3 separate regions of the Mus musculus genome follow, and regions 1 and 3 are each linked to region 2. Evidence: chromatin loops called from intact Hi-C (ENCODE). Cell type or tissue: left cerebral cortex. All regions are shown on one strand. Links, peaks and the distances in the headings refer to the core of each region. The heading gives the core; the rest is flanking DNA.

Region 1 (5,479 bases), core at 1-5,000, 71 kb after region 2:
AAGGTCATCTTGAGGCCACTTTATACTATCCCTTCTCCTCTTTGAGGGTGTGTTTCTTAAAAGAGTGGGAAGGAATAGCAGGGCCCCCGGCTCTGTGCTCCCACCATCCATTCCTCACACTCCCTCCTGGCCTTCACCACTTGCCTCTGAGAGGCAATTCAAAAGATGGAGGGGTGGGGGAGGAAGCAAAAAACCAATCAGAGGCTCCCTAGTAAAGCAGCACCTGGGTATGTCTGTCTGTCTGTGGTATGTCTGTCTGTGGTAACTCAGGCTTTAACCACAGGCAGAGCTCCTGAAACTTGGCCACCCTAACACCTGCCAGCTCTCCTGTCCCTCTTCTCCCATCTCCACACAGATATTAACACCCACAGAGCCTGGTAGCATGCTTCCTCCTGCCAGTATGGCCCAACTGACCCCTACAAGACCTGTCACACATGACTGCCATGGCCCAGGCAAGGCATGGGCTCACCCAGCAAGACTGAAAGCCCCCAGGCTCTGCATTCCTGGCAGATCTGAGTCAGGTAGGCCTCAAGGCGGAAGCAGAGACTACAGGGCGGCCCTGCTGTAACAGCACTGTCCAGAGCCTGGGCAGTCCATATCCCAGGTGCCCAGTCCATCAAAGCACCTCCTCTTGGTCCACACTACTGGCCATGTCCCTGATGCGAAGGACCCAAGTGAGGCACTAAAGAGCTATGCCTGCACCCAGGAGCAGCCTTCCTGGCTCAATCTGGGTAATAGCCAGCAGCAGCAGGAGTAAAAGAGGGGTGGGCCAAGGGGGAGGGGGGTCCACTTGGCTGCTTCTGGAATGTGCTGACCCGGTGGTTTTGAAGACAGCAAGGGGACTAAGGCAGGTCCCTAGGCTTCAGGCAGCAGCTAACTCTGCAGCTTGGGGCCCAGCCAGGACAAAAGGTTTGGCCAAGGCTATGGACAACCTAACTTGTAGGGTAGGGGTGATAGTGGGGAGGCAGAGCCTGCTCAATCACCTCTTTCCTCCAGAAGCCACTAAACACAACTGGATCGTGGGGGAGGGGAGAAGGCAGAGGCAGCTCCTGGCTGAGCAGTGGAGGCCCAAGCCCAGGGGAGAAGACAGGATGGGGGGAGGGGGTAGTGGGAGAGGAAGAGGGGATTTCCGGGAGGAGGAGGGGCAGAAGCAGCCTCGAGGGGACTGAGAAGGAGGTGAAGGAGGGAACAAGGCCTGACAGACCCCTCCTGGCTCCTTCCCCGAGGCAGTAAGGGTGGGTCAGCTGGAGGAGGGGGCTGGCTCAGCTGGCCTCATCTGGAAACCAGAGGGCCAGGAAGGGAGCCGGGAAGACAATGGGCCCGTGTGTGTCTGTAGAGGAGTTAAGTGTGTACATTTCAGGGAGGAGGGCCAGAGGGAGGAGGGAGAAAAGAAGGGAGGAGGGGGGACCACAGCAGCTTGAGCAGGAGCATATGTGAGAGCAGGAGCCCGCGGCTGCTAGGAACAAAAAACAAAGGGCCTGCTGAGATTTCCGCCAGCCAGGGGCTTCGGAAGACAGTGGGGACGAAGCACTGAGGCACAAGTCCCACATTGCTTTCCCTGCCAGTTCCCCTCGCGGGACCGCGGCAGACTCAGCCTGCCTTGTGCTCTAGAGCACGACCTCCACGGGCGTTGGGGCTCCCCGATCTCCCCTCCAACATGCAGCCTTCAGTGCCAGGAGCCTCAAGACCGCCCAGGGGTGCCCAGAAATGTGAGCGATGCCTGAGGCCGCAAGGCAGGACCTGGATCCTCAGTGGGCACAGGGCATTCAGTACCAACCCGGGTGGCCGATGTACCAACCATCCATTGTACTCAAGACCCCAAGGGAGGGTTCCCCACTTAAGAGGCGGGGAGGGCTGCAGGTCACAGTCCAACCTCTACTGCTTGGCCACACGCAGCCCGGGCTGGATTCCCAGCTAAAGACTTGAATCGTGTGACCCTGGGCAAATCGCAGCCCTTATTTTTTTGAATCTCTGAAATGGGAGAACAATAGCGGCCGCTCTCTCAACGTCAGAGAGGAAAAGAAGAGGTTGGACAGGTGAAAACTCCAGCGGCTTGAGTGCCGCGCGGGAGAGAGAGGCTTTGTCCTTCCCTTCCCTAAAGGATTCAAAGTTCAAGACTGTGGCCGCTCGGGCTCTCAGGTAGGGGGGAAGGGCCGGCTACGGGTCAGGAAGGGCGGCTTTCCCTCCGCCAGAGCGTGGGGAGGCAGTTTTTCCTACCTGGAGCTGGGCAGGTAGGACCCGAGACCCTACGCTTGGGTGCGTAAGGTCCTCCCCAGGGCCCTGACGTCACTGCCGCCCCTTGACATCATGGTGGGCGCTCCTGAGGTCACCGGGCGGCCTCGCAGACAAAGGCGCGACGTGTCTCCGGCCCGAGCCCGTCCCCCGTGCACCGCCCTCATCCCCCTGCACTGCCGGCGGAGGCCCACCGCCCCGGGTCGCACCTGAGAAACTCCTGCAGGCAGGTGTCGCAGAAGCGGTGGCCACAAGTAGACACCTGCACAGGCTCGCGCATGGGCTTCCCGCACAGTGGGCACAGCAGCCGCCGCTTGGGCTTCTCCAGGAACTTGTAGTCGAAGCCGGGCATGGCGGGCTGGCAGCGGGCACGGGCGAGCGGGGCCGGGCACGCGGCGGCCCCACAGCCCGCGCCTCGCTCGGGCCGCGTTTCCCGGCTGCGGGCGGCGCCGACTGGCGGCCGAGACCGGCCCGGGTCCGCAACCCCGCCCGCCGGAAGAGGGGGCGGAGCCGCGTCCCCATGGTCCTAGAGCCCGCCCTCGTGCCCCGCCCACTCCACAACCCCTCACTCCGAATGCTGTCGCACTCCGAACTCTGCCCTGGCTTTGAAAGTTAAATTAGGCTTCTCTTTCCCGCTGGAACTCCGAGTGTGGCCGAGAGTCTTCCAGAAGCGGGTCCCCTTGCGTTACGATGGTGCCTATCAGGTCGCACCACAAAGACTTGACACTTTAGAGGCCACCTTAAGGTCTCCTGCGCCACGCGCCGCTCAGGGACCCGGGGCCCTAGCTTCTAGGTGCTAGGCAGCGAAGCCTGGCAACAGGATCCCAGTAAACCAGGCTAGAGCAAGGAAACTGGGCTGGGCGCTGGGCCAGCGGAACCTCGGCCCCAGCCCTCAGGCCTCTGGCTGCGCCCACATTCCTCCTGGCCGCTGCCCTGCAACCACAGTCGGGCCCAACCCAGTCTTGGGGTGTCTAGCGGCCACTTCCACCCACCCAGTAAGAGATCATAAGCCAAGCAGGCATTTGATATTTTTATTAGTGATACTTTGAAACCTTTGAGAAATTGGTCGGGTTACCTTTCTCCCCAGTCTAGGTCTGGTGAATAGCCTGGGGAAAGGGCAACCTTTCAGCAGTATCTCCTCAGCAAACAAAAAAATAGCTCCAGCACCCCCTCCCTAAGAGGTGTGTGTGGGGAGGGGTGCCTTCGCAGGGGTTGTGCAAACCCTTGCCTCAGGGTAAGATAGAAAAGGGGGCTCCCTCCAACCTATCAGCTGCAAGCTATGCAGAGATTAGGCTAGCCTAATGACCAGTCCAAACAAGCCCTGGCTTGCCCTATTCCAAAGCATGGCATGAGTCTCCAAGAGGACACCGTCAGGGACTTACTTTCTAACTGGGCTGAGGGTGGTTGGAGAAAGGTGCGTTTTTTTTTTTTAGCAAAGGTTTTGAAGGCCGTCCTTCTGTTGACCCCTGCCAGACTGGAGCCTTGCAGATATTTACTAAGATAAAGAGCTTTGGAGACAGGGACTTGGGGGAACAGAGTAGACTTCACTGGCCTTTCTACCCCATTGACGACACAATCCAGGACGCTGACAACAGTCATTCCTCGGGCACCTGCATTTTTCAGAATACTCAAAGGTGGTCTCTTGGATCATCCTGTCGCCTCAGGGGGGAACTGGTTCATCTGTGACTGCTGAAGAGTATCAAAGAGAAGCTACTACTGCCTTTCTGGAGGCAACGCCTACAGCAAGCATCAGCCCTCTTTGATTTCATTGGGCCCTGGAGCCAGAACCCTCCTGCCAGGCCAGAAAGGGAAGTTTTCCTATCAACTGGCTCCAGGAAGTATTAGGAGCAAGAATTCACACAAGGTGTGGAGAGCCATAGAAGCAGCCTTTTCTCCCTGAGGGGGGAAATGGCGTCCCCTCCCCATTTCCCACATTTTTCTGGGGGCAGAAGATTGCTCTGGGTGGGTAATTTGGGTTATAACTATGGAAGATAGAGTGGGGAGTAGAGGGGAGTTGGGTTCACCCTAGTGATGTGGGTGAGATAGGAGAAGAAAACTCACATCGAACAGCCAGCAGAGTGTTCCCATGGCAGCAGGACACTGAAGTCACCATGTAAGGATGAGTCTCATCCAGCTGCACTGGCCTAGGCAGCCCCGCATCCTCATCCCTCCTTCCCAGTCGGCCTCGGGTTCCTTTGCCCCAAGAATACACTTCCCCCTCTGCCAAAATTGGAAAGAGTGGGGCATTAACTAAGCAATCAGCTGAACACTGGACAGCAAGAACAACTCCACAAGGAAGGTGGTGAGTATAACCCACCATATTCCTGCCGTGGTCCACCTGCATCCGGTCCACCCGCATCTTGCCCACCCTCACCTGCCCCAACGGCCACAGTGAAGGCATCCCCGCAGGCCACCATCACCATCTTGATGCCCTCCAGGCCTTGGACCCGACAGGGTGCCCTGCTGACCCTGCGGGAACTGGTGCCCAGCTGTCCATGTTGATTGCTGCCAAAAGTATAGCAGTCCCCAGAAGCTGTGGAGACAGAAGACAAGCAAGGAAAGGACAGTGGTGCAGAAGTCTGGACAAAGCCCGGCGAATCCCCTGCAGGCCTCCCATGCCTAGGTCCTACACACCAGTGATAGCAGCTGAATGAGCAGTGCCAAGGTCCACACACAGCAGGGGCTCCTGGTCCAGAGGTGCAGAGCCCAGTGGTGTGAAGCTCAGGGCCTCCTCCACTTGCTGGTAGGGAACAGGCTCCTCGTCCAGGGATAGGTGGTCCAAGCCTAGCTTGTTGAACCTAAGGATGGAGCCAGAAGTTTGTATCAGCCGCCTGCCTTTCTCCCACCGCAGGGAGTCTCTGCAGGGATTGCTAGGATCTATAGCTCCAAGAGACAAATCCTAAGGCTCTGAACCTTAGAACGAGGAGGAAGGCAATAAGGACTGAGATACTTTGCATCCAAGGAGGGCGGGGAGGCAGCCCTAGCACCTTGATGCCCCAGTACCTGTTACTTCCACAGGCCAGGACCCTGCCTGGAGAGGTGAGGATCATGGAAGAGTCAATACCACAGACAACTCTCTGAGCTTCCTGTCCTGGGGCCACAGGCACCTGCTGAGGGCAGTTATGGGACTCCCTGGTGCCTAGTCCCAGTCTACCTAAAAGAACAAAAGAAAACAAAACAAAATGGGATTAGTTTGAGCTTCAGAGATGGTAATGCTGCCTGAATAAAATGGCTAGAGGCTGTCCTC
Region 2 (6,180 bases), core at 665-5,664:
TCATATTGTTGTTCCTCCTATGAGGCTGCAAACCCCTATACAATATTTTTTTAAAAGAAGAAATTCAAGCTGGTCATGGTGGCTCACACCTTTAGTCCTAGCACTTGGAAGGCAGAACTGGTCTACATTGTGAGTTCAAGGCTGTCCTGATCTACATAGTGAGGTCAAGGCATCCTTGGTCTACGTGGTCATTTCCTGGCCAGCCAAGACTACACAGTAAGACCCTTTCCTCAACAACAACAGCGGCAATTCAAATAGGGTCTGCACGTGCTATAATCTAGTCCTTGAGAGGCATAGACGGGAAGATGACTGTAATTTCAAGACCATCCTGTTCAACAGAGTGAGGTCTAGATCAGCAAGAGCTACTCCATCTTGAAAAGGGGGGAGGGGGACATGAGCTCATTGGAAGCGCTTGCCTAGCATGCATGAAGTTTTGTGGTCAAAACTTAGCACCAATAACCAAGGTGAGGTGGGGCACACCTTACTCTCAGCACTAAGGAAAGGAAAGTGGGAGGATTAGAAGTTCCAAGTTTGCCCTGGCATACGTATGGAAGTCAGCTGGATCTACATGCAACCCTATCATAGAGGACTTTAGTACAAGGATAGAATTCTCGTAGGAGACGCAGAATGTTTTAAGCATGGGAAGAGGTACTGTTCATCATGTAGGTCCTAACAGGCCTTCCCAGGAAGCATATGTGGCAAGGACCCAGTGGATGGAGACACTGGTGATGTTGATGGTGTTGATGGTGATGATGGAGACATTGATGGTGTAGCACCAAGAGGTCAAGGTCAGTTCGGACTTCCTTTTAGTCATCCACTCATCAGGAAGTAATGTCACATAAACTCTCAATCATCCTTGGCTGTGTAGTTCTCTTTTGGTGCCAAGTGTGCAATGATTTTGGACTTAACACAAACCATTTCCTTTCTTTCTTTCTTTAATTTATTTATTCTATATATGTGAGAACACTGTCACTGTCTTCAGACACACCAGAAGAGGGCATCAGATCCCATTACAGATGGTTGTGAGTCACCATGTGGTTGCTGGGAATTGAACTCAGGACCTTCAGAAGAGCAGTCAGTGCTCTTAACAGCTGAGCCATCTCTCCAGAGCTTTTTCTTTCTTTTTAAACAGGACTTTGTTATGTGGCTCTGGTTGGCTTGGTTCTTGCTATTTTTCTTAGGGTGGTTTCAATCTCAATTTGAGACAGCCCTTCTGGCAGCTTCCAAAGTGCAGAGATTACAAACACGCATCACTTTGAATAAATAAATAGTGCTACATCTTTCAAGCTAGGCACTAGCTCACAGGCTTCTGGTCTTCAAGCACATCAGGCGTTCACATGGTACACACACAGATATACATGCAGACAAAGTGTCCGTACTTAGTGAATCAAAAAGAAAAGGAAGGAAGGAAGGAAGGAAGAGAGAGAGAGGGAGAGAGAGAGAGAGAGAGAGAGAGAGAGCAAGCAAGCAAGTGGGCTTTCCTGGGCTGGAGAGTTCAGGGTGGAGGGCAGGGTATGCCAGCCAGGAGGGCTCAGTAACAGGTAGGGGGGACTGAGTGATTAAAGGGAGAATCTGGAGGCCAGCATCTGCTTTGATATGTTAAATAGGCACTTCAGCTAATTGTCCTAGGATTGAAACCTAACACATATAAAACAAATATTAAAAAAAACATGCAGAAAATATTGGAGGAATGCTTATAGTTATGTGGAAGATATTTTCAGATTTTATTTTATGTGTATGAGTGTTTTGCCTGTGTGTATGTATGTGCTCCATATGTGTGCCTGGTGCTTTGCTTGAGGAGGTCAGAAGTGGACATCTGGAAGTGGAGTTTTGGATGTTTGTGAACCACTGTGTAGGTGCTAGGAATAGTAACAAGGGCTCTAAAACACTGAGCCAGTTCTGCAGCCTCTGGAAGACATTTTAAAGACAAAAGAAAAAATAAAAGAGAAAAATGAAAAAGAAAAAGAAAGAAACTGAGACACATTTTGTCCAGCCACTGGTAAGTTGACCATACTCCTGTAATCAGCAAGTCCCCAAGGCTTATGTGAGCAACCCTAATTAAATTTGAGTCCCTCTATCCCAGACCAGTTAGGAGGCAACTCACTCATTAAATTTGCACCTGTGTATACTGTATTAGATACCAATTAGTTCATAGCAATTTGTAGCAACCAACTTACATTTTTAAAAGACAGAAGCCTCTGACAGGAATGTAGCTCAGGCCTGTAATGTTGTTATTCAGGAGGCTGAGGCAGGAGGATCACAAATTCAAGGCCACCATGGACTACATATGGGATTCAAGACCAGTCTGGGATACTAGTGAGATTCTGTCTTATATAGCCAAAGTTGTCATCATCACCTCAGTATTAATACATTTGTAAGCATTTCATGAAAACCCTTCGGGTTCCTGGGTACTTCTCTGAAAAAAAAAAAAAAAAAAAAAGACAGAAAGAAGTAACACCAATTTCTTTTTTTTTTTTTTAAGATTGATTTATTTATTTTATGAGTACACTATAGCTGTCCTCAGACACACCAGAAGAGAGTGTTGGATCCCATTACAGATGGTTGTGAGCTACCACGTGGTTGCTGGGATTTGAACTCAGGACCTCTGGAAGAGCAGTCAGTGCTCTTAACCACTGAGCCATCTCTCCAGAGCCCAAATTCTTTTAAAAATGTAGCTCTGGATATCCTAGAACTTCATCTGTAGATCAGGAGAGCCTCAAACTCACAGAAATCCTCCTGCCTCTGCAAAGATTCATGGAGTGCTCCATTCCGTCCGGGTGTTAGTTTATTAAACACTTAAGAGTTCCATTAAATATAGTTGTATGGGCTGGTGAGATGGCTCAGTGGGTAAGAGCACCCGACTGTTCTTCCGAAGGTCCAGAGTTCAAATCCCAGCAACCACATGGTGGCTCACAACCATCTGTAACAAGATCTGACGCCCTCTTCTGGAGTGTCTGAAGACAGCTACAGTGTACTTACATATAATAAATAAATAAATCTTTAAAAAAAAATATAGTTGTATAGGGGCTGGAGAAATGTTCAGCGACTATGAGCACTCGCTGCTGATGCAGAGGACTGAAGTTTGGCTACTAGGATCGATGTCCGTCCAGTCGCTCATAATCGTAAGTATTAATATTTCAAGTACTGTTGGGTACGTGCTACTACTACACAGGGATAAAGGTCTTCTTTATCGGTTTGCAAAAAGATCTGACTCCGTAGTCAGAGATGTACAGTAGGGAACGAGTCTGCAATTTCTTCCACGCCTAAAAGATTTGGTCTTTAAGTGCAGGCAGGATCCAGAATTCTGGTGGGATAAATCTCAATTCAAGACTTTAGTAATTTAGGCAAGATATTCTAGAGGCCTAAAAGGAAGGCTCAGTAGCCACATTCCCTAAGACCTAAAATATCCAAGGCCAGCGAGCGGCCATGCCCACTTGAGACCCAGAGAAGCAGGACATCAGGCAATGATAAAGACGTCCCCGGAGCGAGGTGCGCAGGCGCTGACTGCCGGAGAGGGCCCCGGGCAATCCGGGCTGCGCAGGCGCAGAAGCAGCTCCCGGCCAGTCCGGACGGCGGCTGTGATTGAGAGGCTGGGGCGTGGAGCAGCAGTGGCGGCGACCGGCGACAACGGAGCAGCCATGAGGGCCGGGCCCAGTCACCGACAGTGAGTGGTGGTTTAAGGGTAGTGGACTCTAAGGAATGCAGATATGGCGTGGTGGAAGGACACCCTGACTAGCGGGGTGGCTTCTACTTGTCGGGGACGGAGGTCGTGGGGGAGGGATAGTTTGAGGTGATGATGGTGGAGCATTTGGAGCATGGATGATTAGGTCATGAGTCCCAGAGCTGGACAGCTTGGCGGAGGGAAGGGGTTGCGTTTCGTGGAGTGAGGGCGCACACGGCAGGACCAGTGCCTCGCGCTGTCTGGTTTGTCATCATCCCTTCCCCCAGGAGCTTTGGGTCGCCTCTCCCTTTCCGCTTCTTTCAGAGAATGGTTGCTGGGGGGGAAGGGTGGTGGAAAATAAAAGCCGTGCTGGAGCTGAAGAAGTCCACTCTGAACCAGTCAGAGAAGGACTGGTCACTGGAGTTATGATGTGCCCTGGGTAAAGCTTGGGAGTCGGAAGCTCTGTTTAAATTCAGGAGGAATCTAGGTTAAAGAGCTAAGGACATGGAGTCAGGTTTGGAACCAAGTCCAGCACAGATAAACCTGATCGATAACCTTGGATAGGACCCACTTAACCTTTCTGGTTCTCTGGAAGATCCAGCATTAAATGCTGGGCTTTTGTAAGCTTCATATATTGGTTGAGAGAGCTTATGAAACCTATAGATTGGAAATACTATACGGATGCTAGTATGTACCAGCAATACGATCAGATTTTAGACTCTATGGTTATTAATGGAGTAACTGATTTCTCCATCAAAACAAAGCATATTTGTAAAACCTCAGTAGACAAAAATATGTGCACCCTGCATAAGTACAGCAGATCATCTGTAGAAATAGCACTTTCTTCCGTGGTGTGACAAATTCTCTGTCAAATTGAATAGGAAAAGTACCCTACTCCTGTGCCTTTTTACATGGTATGCAGCTTCTGACCCAAGAGGAAGCAAATACAGCCTGAAGCACTGAGCTATGTTCTCAGCCTTCCTTTTGCTTTTTATTTTGAGACTAAGTTTCACTAACTTGCTTATGCTGGTCTTGAATTCAAGCACTAGTTGAGTTTGAATTAACAGTCTTGCCTCTGTTTCCCCAGTAGCTGGGGTTATAGGCGTACCTGGCTGAGATTCGGGAGGGCTCCTCTGTTAATGCTTGTGTGCCAAGCAGTTTATTAACTGAGCCATTTATCTCCCCAGCCTCTACTTGATGCTGGAACCTGAGCCTGGGTTTTGAGTGTGCTAGGCAAGTGCCCTATCACCAGCCCATTTTGTTTTGTTTTGTTTTAATTGAGACGGTGCCACTACATTACCTAGGCTGCCCTTGAATTTTCAGTACCCCTGCCACAGCCTCCTAAAAGTAACTGGGATTACAGTTTTCCATCATCAAGCCCAGAATAGGCTTCTATTATTATTATTATCATTATCATTATTATTATTTAGTCCATTTTCTACACTCCAGATTTTATCCCCCTCCTGATCCATCCTCTGATGGTTCCCCATCCCATACCTCCTCCCTACCCTGTCGGCAGCTGCTGCTACCTCCTCCTCCTCCTCCTCCTCCTCCTCCTCCTCCTCCTCCTCTTCTTCTTCTTCTTCTTCTTCTTCTTCTTCTTCTTCTTCTTCTTCTTCTGTTGCTGCTGCTGCTGCTGCTGCTGCTGCTGCTTCTTCCTCTTTCTCTTCTTCTCCTCCTCCTTCTTTTTTAAGACAAGGTTTCTCTGTGTAGCCCTGGCTGTCCTGAACCCTGATTTCTCTTATTATATTTTTAAAAATTTGTTTATTTGGAGCCTAGAGAGATGGCTCAGTGGTTTAGAGCACTTGCTGCTCTTAAAGAGGGCCTAGGTTCCATTTTTAGCACTTACATGATGGTTCACCATCATCGTTAACTCCAGCTCTAGCCGATCTGCCTTCTTTATTTTGTAGGAAAAAGAACAAGTTTATTTAATGCCCTGCAAAGAAAGCAAAGGGGATTGATAATAATAGAAGATTGCCTGCCAGCCTCTGATACTTTTTAATTTTAAAAGCTTCCTTTGCAAGAGTCTGGTTGCCCTAGGGCGTTCTCTGTTTTGGAGTGGTGTACAGCCACAGCTTTTCAACTCTTTTTCTTCGTTGTTTATAGTCTTCTGCCAGAAATCTCTTCTGTGAAGTGAGAAGGACAAGTAGGTAGTTGTGTAAGGGTCTAGGAGATGGCTGGTTCTGTGAGAGGCTGGAGGAGCGCTCCCGGGGCTTTGTTGCTGAGGGTGGATAAAGCGAAGGACAGAGTTAAACTGTGCGCTGCCACGGAGGGAAAGTGCTTTTCTAGACACAGCTTTCTAAAGATAAGTGCGGATGCCTTTCAAGTGCACAGAAAGGCAGATACTTTAGCCCTGCTGGCTCTGAGGAACGAGAGCTTGAAACAGTGAGGCCTTTTGAAAATTGGGGAGTGATTTCTTTTAGCTGAATGAAGGTGGGGAGTGGCTGTACTAGATCCCCAGAGATCCATAGATAAGAGGAATGAATTGTTTTAGAGGCATGGGGGAAGTGAGCCCTTGC
Region 3 (5,479 bases), core at 1-5,000, 53 kb after region 2:
GCAGCTTAGCTCTTGGACCCTATATAAAAATAGAAATAGATGCTAGTCCCAGTACTCTGGACATAGAAACAGGCGGATCTCTGAGTTCCAGGACAGTCAAGGCTACACAGGGAAAGACAAAAATAAAAATAAATAAATAAGTAAAAATAGAGCCAGACATGGTGGCACACAACTTAAACCTCATTTTTTTGGGAGGGAGAAATAGGCAAATATCTGAGTTTGAGGCCAGCCTGGTCTACATAGCAAGTTCCTGCAAGTTCCTGGCTGGGGAAGACCACAGAATGAAACCCCAGCTGTCTGTCTTCTGACATACACACACACACACACACACACACACACAGATAGAAACTGGTCAGTGGTGGCACATGCCTTTAATCCTAGCACTCAGAAAGCAGAGGCAGGCAGATCTCTGAGTTTGAGGCCAGCCCGGCTTAAAAGCAAATCCAGGACAGCCAAGGCTGGTTACACTGAGAAATCCTGTCTTGAAAAATAACAACAACAAAAAGGTAAAAATAGAATTGGAGCTGAGGGTATAGCTCAGTTTGACTGAGTGTGTGCTTAGCTTGCACAAAGCCCTGGGTTTGATTCCAGCACTGAATACAGCAGACATATTGGCACAGACCTGTAATCTCAGCACTTGGGAGATAGAGGCGAGAAGACTAAAAGTTCATGGTCTCCTTGGGGTATATGAAACCCTGTATCAAAAAACAGCGGGGCTGGGGAGAGGAAGCAGTGGTTAACAACATTAACTGTCCCCTCTGAGGACCCAGGTTTGATTCTCAGCACTGACGTGGCAGCTCGCAACTTGTAACTCAGTTTCACAGCATTTGATGTGCCCTCCTCTGGCACTAAGCACAAAATGGCACACAGACATACATGCAAGGCAAAATGCCCACACACATAAAAGTATTTTTTAAAAACTCAACAACAGCAAACAACCATTTAACTTCACTTTCTTGTAGGAGCAGAAAACTCACCTTCACTAGTTAGGACTTTGTCTACTGAAGGTGACACGTTCCTTGTCATGGTTGTCTGACTCTGTAAGCAGGCCCTGCTGGACTGGCTTTGTCAAAGCCGCTTTTTCTCTGTCCTATTCCCCCTGTCTCTTTGTGATGGAAGTCCAGCCTGAGGCTTCAAAAACACTCAAAACAGCAGTCAGGTGCTCAGCTACACCCCAGCCTCATTTGTCAGAGCAGTGAATGGGCAGTAACGTTGTTTAAGTTCTGTAAGCATCCCACCGTTCTTGGCTGTGCCCTAGTCCTGGCTTCCGTGAACACACTTGTAGGCATACCATCCAATGACTCCAAGGAACGAGCTGCCCAGTGTGGGGGTGCATACCTGTAACCCCAGTGCTTGACAGGCTGGTGCAGGAGAATTTTTAGTTTAAGACCATCCTGAGCTACAGTCCAAGACTCTGTCTCAAAACCAAAACAAACCCTGGACATCTTGGCTTGGATTGGCTCTGTAGCTGCAGAGGGACATACTTGCTTAGGTGGATGTCCTCTTAGAATGTGCCATGGGGTCCCTTGCTTTGAGAATCTTCAGCTATTTAAGAACTCTGCTTATAAATTTGATTTTCTCCTGGCCTATCTTTTTACCAGGAAATGTGATTTTGATTTTTTTTCTCTCTTAGCCCCAGATCCCTGCTCACTTTCCTAGCTCAGCATCACAGGTAAAGTGGTGGCTCGTCAAAACAGTCACTGTGTGATGCCTGAGATAACCACAGGTTCTCTTTGTTGTGTTGGTTTGTTCTGTGGATGGGGGAAGGGGTTGGTTTGTTTGAGACAGACTGTCCTTGACCTCTAGATTCAGCTCTGAGAGTTGGATTACAAGTGTACATCACCATACCCAGCTAGCATGCTCCTTTTCTCTTCATTTGCTGGGTGCTGGTGTTCTGCCTGCGTGGCTATGTATCGAGGCCAGAAGGGGGCATCGGCTCCCCTGGAACTGAGTGACATGGTATCGCTAATGCTCACTGTGTGTTAGGTACTATATTACATTTTTATATGCACTATATTTGTTTGATTTAGCTTGTTGAATTTGAGCATAATTATGTCGCCCAAGATGGTCTTAAACTCTTGGGCTGCAGTGATCCTTCTTGCTAGCCTCCCAGGTCAGGTGACTGCAGGCGTGTGCCTCTGCAGCCTGCGGGTGTTGGCGCTGTGAGCTCCCAGGATCTCAGTTAGGTTTGCAAGCTTGCCCGCACAGTACGACCCTCACCTGCCAGGCCTCACTGTCACTCTTCAGTAACTCTCCATGGAAGACTCTGGCCTTTATTTATTTTTTGCTTTAATTTTCAGAGACAGCCTGTCACTCTTACAATGCTCCTACCTCAGCTGCTAGAGCGCAGAGTACAGTGTGAGTCACATATCCCATTCCTTGTTTCTTCTACACACAAGGCTTGTATACGTCACATGACTAGCCATTGCTGGGCCAGAACTCATTGGTCAGACTCCCAACCCTTCTCCCTGTAGATTCCAAGTTTCCATCACATCTCAAAACAAAAGGATAACCAGTGCAACCTCTGGAGGAAGCTGGATTTAGGAACCCCACCCACCCCTAGTTCCCTGAGTAGACAACACTGCTTTCTGTCCCACCCTGCGCTCCAGCTTAAGGTCAGGGGTCTAACATTTGCTGCTCCCATGATCAGTTTCTTTGTTCTGACTGGGCAGACTCTGCCAAACCTGCTTTTCCTGAAATAACCATAAACAGCTGTGATTCATGTTCATACCACATTTTTCCTGTTTGAGCCTCTTAATACCAGTAATTTTATAACATTAAAGCAGGTTTCATTTCTGTTGACAAGTGAGGAATCACAGAGTGTTCACTTGTTAAATGATGGCGCCAGAGTTTGACCCTAGATACAGCCCTTTTCTCTAGCCACAGATTCTCAGTTCCCTACACTGCCATGTCCATATGAAACCCATACTAGCTATTTAAGTAAGTTTTTCTTTTTCAGACAAAACTGAAAGATCTACTGTCTGTGGTTAGAGGAATTTGTTAGGCAAGTAAGGTGCCAATGCGCCTGCATGTTGGGAGAGTTGCCATAAGAATACATAACCAGCTGGGTGTGGTGGCACACGCCTTTAATCCCAGCACTCAGGAGGCAGAGGCAGTCGGATTTCTGAGTTCGAGGCCATCCTGGTCTACAGAGTGAGTTCCAGGACAGCCAGGGCTATACAGAGAAACCCTGTCTCGAAAAATCAAAAACAAACAAACAAACAAACATCACCAATAGCTGGGCATGATGGCACACACCTAAATCCTAATACTTGTTGCTAAAACCAGAAGATGATGAATAAGCCTATGCAGAACTCCATAGTGAGATCCTATCTCCAAAAATCAAATCGGAAGCTGAACATAGTAGCATGCTTCTGAAATCTAAGCCATGGCAAAAGTCAGATGTTCAAGACCAGCCTGGTGTGCATTGTGGGACCCTGTTTCAAAATATCAAATATAAATTTGATCATGGGGACACAGGCAGTACAGGCGGAAGCATCAGGATTTCAGAGTTGGCATGAGGTCCACGAGACCCAGAGAAAGAGGGAAAAGAAGAAAAATAGATGTTAACCGGGGGCTTCCCCTGCCCCAAGGGCCAAGCTTTATCTAGTATAGGGAGCGAGTGGTGTCGTATCCTAGAGTAAGGGCACCTTTGTTCAGTGTGCCACTCTCGGGGATCCCCTCAGCAGATGCTCCCAGTCCACACCCCACACCCCCCACACACATTCATTCTTCTAATTCAGCTGTTCTTTTCGCTGTCGGCATCAGTGGAAGCGTACTTCAACCCATCTTGCCACACTAGGGGAAAACCTAAGGGCTGATACTCACTTTAAACTTAGACCTTTTATTCAACAAGCCACTTCCTATTCCAGGTCTTCCTCTTGGGTTTCAAGTAAAGATGGCTACTCGACACGGAGAGGAGATTAGACAGAGAAGAACTCAGAAGCAGATCTGATTTAGTTCCTATGTGAACTAAATAAAACCCAGCACTTTCAACTTCTGTTGCTCAGCTGAGTCCGTTGTTCCTTTGGACAGTCCTGCACTAAGCCCTTGTCAGATGTGCAGTGTGTCTTACAGGACAGGCACTGTGCTAGGGTATCAGCAACAGTGCACTGCTGCTGTGGTAGCCTGATGGGGACTTAGGCCACCACAGGATGCTTTCTTTGTCTTGGGTTTTTTAAGATTGGATCTTCCTCTGTAGCCCAGGCTGGCCTGGGACTCAAGGCTGCCCTTCTGCTTCTGCCTCCCGACTGGTGTTATAGATATGAAGTACCACAGCTCAGCCAGTTTGAACCTGGGGCTCACTGTCTGTCTGTCTCTCTCTCTCCCTTTCTTTTCTTTCCTCCCTCCCTCCCTTCCTCCCTTCCTTCCTTCTATCTTCTTGCTTTGTTGGGTTGTTTTGTTTTGTTTTTTCAAGACAGAGTTTCTCTGTGGAGACCAGGCTGGCCTTGAACTTAGGGAATCTCTTGCTTCTGCCTCCTAAGTGCTACATTTATTATTATTATTATTATTATTATTATTATTAATTATTATTATTTTACTATGCTGCAAAGCAACAGAAAAGAATTTCTTTTTTTGTGTGTGTGAAAAACTTAAGAGTCAATCTGTAATGCAATACCTCTATCTTATTCCAATGTCAATTAAACAAACAAACAAACTCCCACCAGCCACCATGAAAACAGGCCAACTAAGATGGTAAGAGAACCAAAACCACTTCATCTGTCCATCTCTGAAGAGCAGTGCCTCCTGGTGTCTCACATCCACCTCTTCTGTGTACTTATGTACAGCACATTGTTTCCACGGATGAACGCATCTCCGTACTTATTCTTCAGCTGTCCATTTACATACTCCTCTGTCTGTTCCAGGGCTATATTCATGTAGCCATCCAGGCAGGCCAAGACCCCTCGATAATCCACGCCAGAATTTAATTTCACCACAACTGGCCGTCCGATGATCTGCTTTAAGAAGTCGCTAGGGGGTTGCTTCCGCAGGCTCATGTTTAACAACCCTTGCAGCCAGTTCCAGAATGCTCACAGGCTGGGCCTCCGCGGACGCGCGTGCCCAAAAAGAATTTCAGGAATAGTTAGTATGAGGCAGTGTTAGAGGTTAATAAGGTAGGTTTTACGAACTAAGAGGATAGCTCATTTGCCACCAGGAAGACCTGGATTTGGCTCCCCAGTACCCAAGGAAAGCCAAGCTCCGCTGTGCTTACAAAAATCTGGGAGGCTTACTAGCTGGCTAGTCTTTTGGAGTTAACGAGCTACAAACTCTGTCTCAATTATGGTAGTAAGGATTGGATCTGTAGGGGAAGGCATGAATTTGATCAAAATAGTTATACAAAATTCTCAAAGTACTGATTTTTTTTTTTTTTTAAGAATGAGGGAGAATGAAATAGAGGAGTGATTGTTGAAGGTAGCTGGTGTCATTTGGCCTCCACAGGTAAACACACGGGAAACACACAGACACACACAAACACACG

The links. Peaks named below come from ENCODE experiments on the same cell type or tissue, not always from the same donor. Only the 100,000 strongest peaks of a DNase experiment are listed, where the experiment ranks them.
Region 1: it touches region 2 in a loop (3-fold over the local background); 13 of 42 quality-filtered maps call a loop at or near these places.
Region 3: it touches region 2 in a loop (2.4-fold over the local background); 15 of 42 quality-filtered maps call a loop at or near these places.

The regions. Positions count from the first base shown.
Region 1 is chr11:78,162,857-78,168,335 of GRCm38, forward strand. Traf4 (TNF receptor associated factor 4) reads right to left here and starts at 2,694. Exons shown (of 7, transcript NM_009423.4): 1 at 2,442-2,694. The coding sequence starts at 2,584. Nek8 (NIMA (never in mitosis gene a)-related expressed kinase 8) reads right to left here. Exons shown (of 15, transcript NM_080849.3): 11 at 5,236-5,386; 12 at 4,867-5,030; 13 at 4,607-4,765; 14 at 4,294-4,452; 15 at 3,250-3,921. The coding sequence ends at 3,893. In left cerebral cortex, for the core only: a CTCF peak has its summit at 2,685; DNase peaks (open chromatin) are centred at 1,065, 1,437, 2,300, 2,542 and 1 more place; H3K4me3 peaks cover 2,636 bases; H3K27ac peaks cover 2,494 bases.
Region 2 is chr11:78,091,128-78,097,307 of GRCm38, forward strand. It overlaps Fam222b (family with sequence similarity 222, member B), which reads left to right and starts at 3,563. Exons shown (of 3, transcript NM_145430.3): 1 at 3,563-3,664. In left cerebral cortex, for the core only: a CTCF peak has its summit at 3,514; DNase peaks (open chromatin) are centred at 3,515 and 3,942; H3K4me3 peaks cover 2,494 bases; H3K27ac peaks cover 1,822 bases.
Region 3 is chr11:78,144,442-78,149,920 of GRCm38, forward strand. All of the region lies in intron 2 of Fam222b (family with sequence similarity 222, member B), which reads left to right. It also overlaps the pseudogene Gm12571. Among named protein-coding and RNA genes, the nearest start is that of Traf4, 18 kb to the right of the region's middle. In left cerebral cortex, for the core only: a CTCF peak has its summit at 1,932 (motif pointing right); no DNase peak of the experiment used is centred there.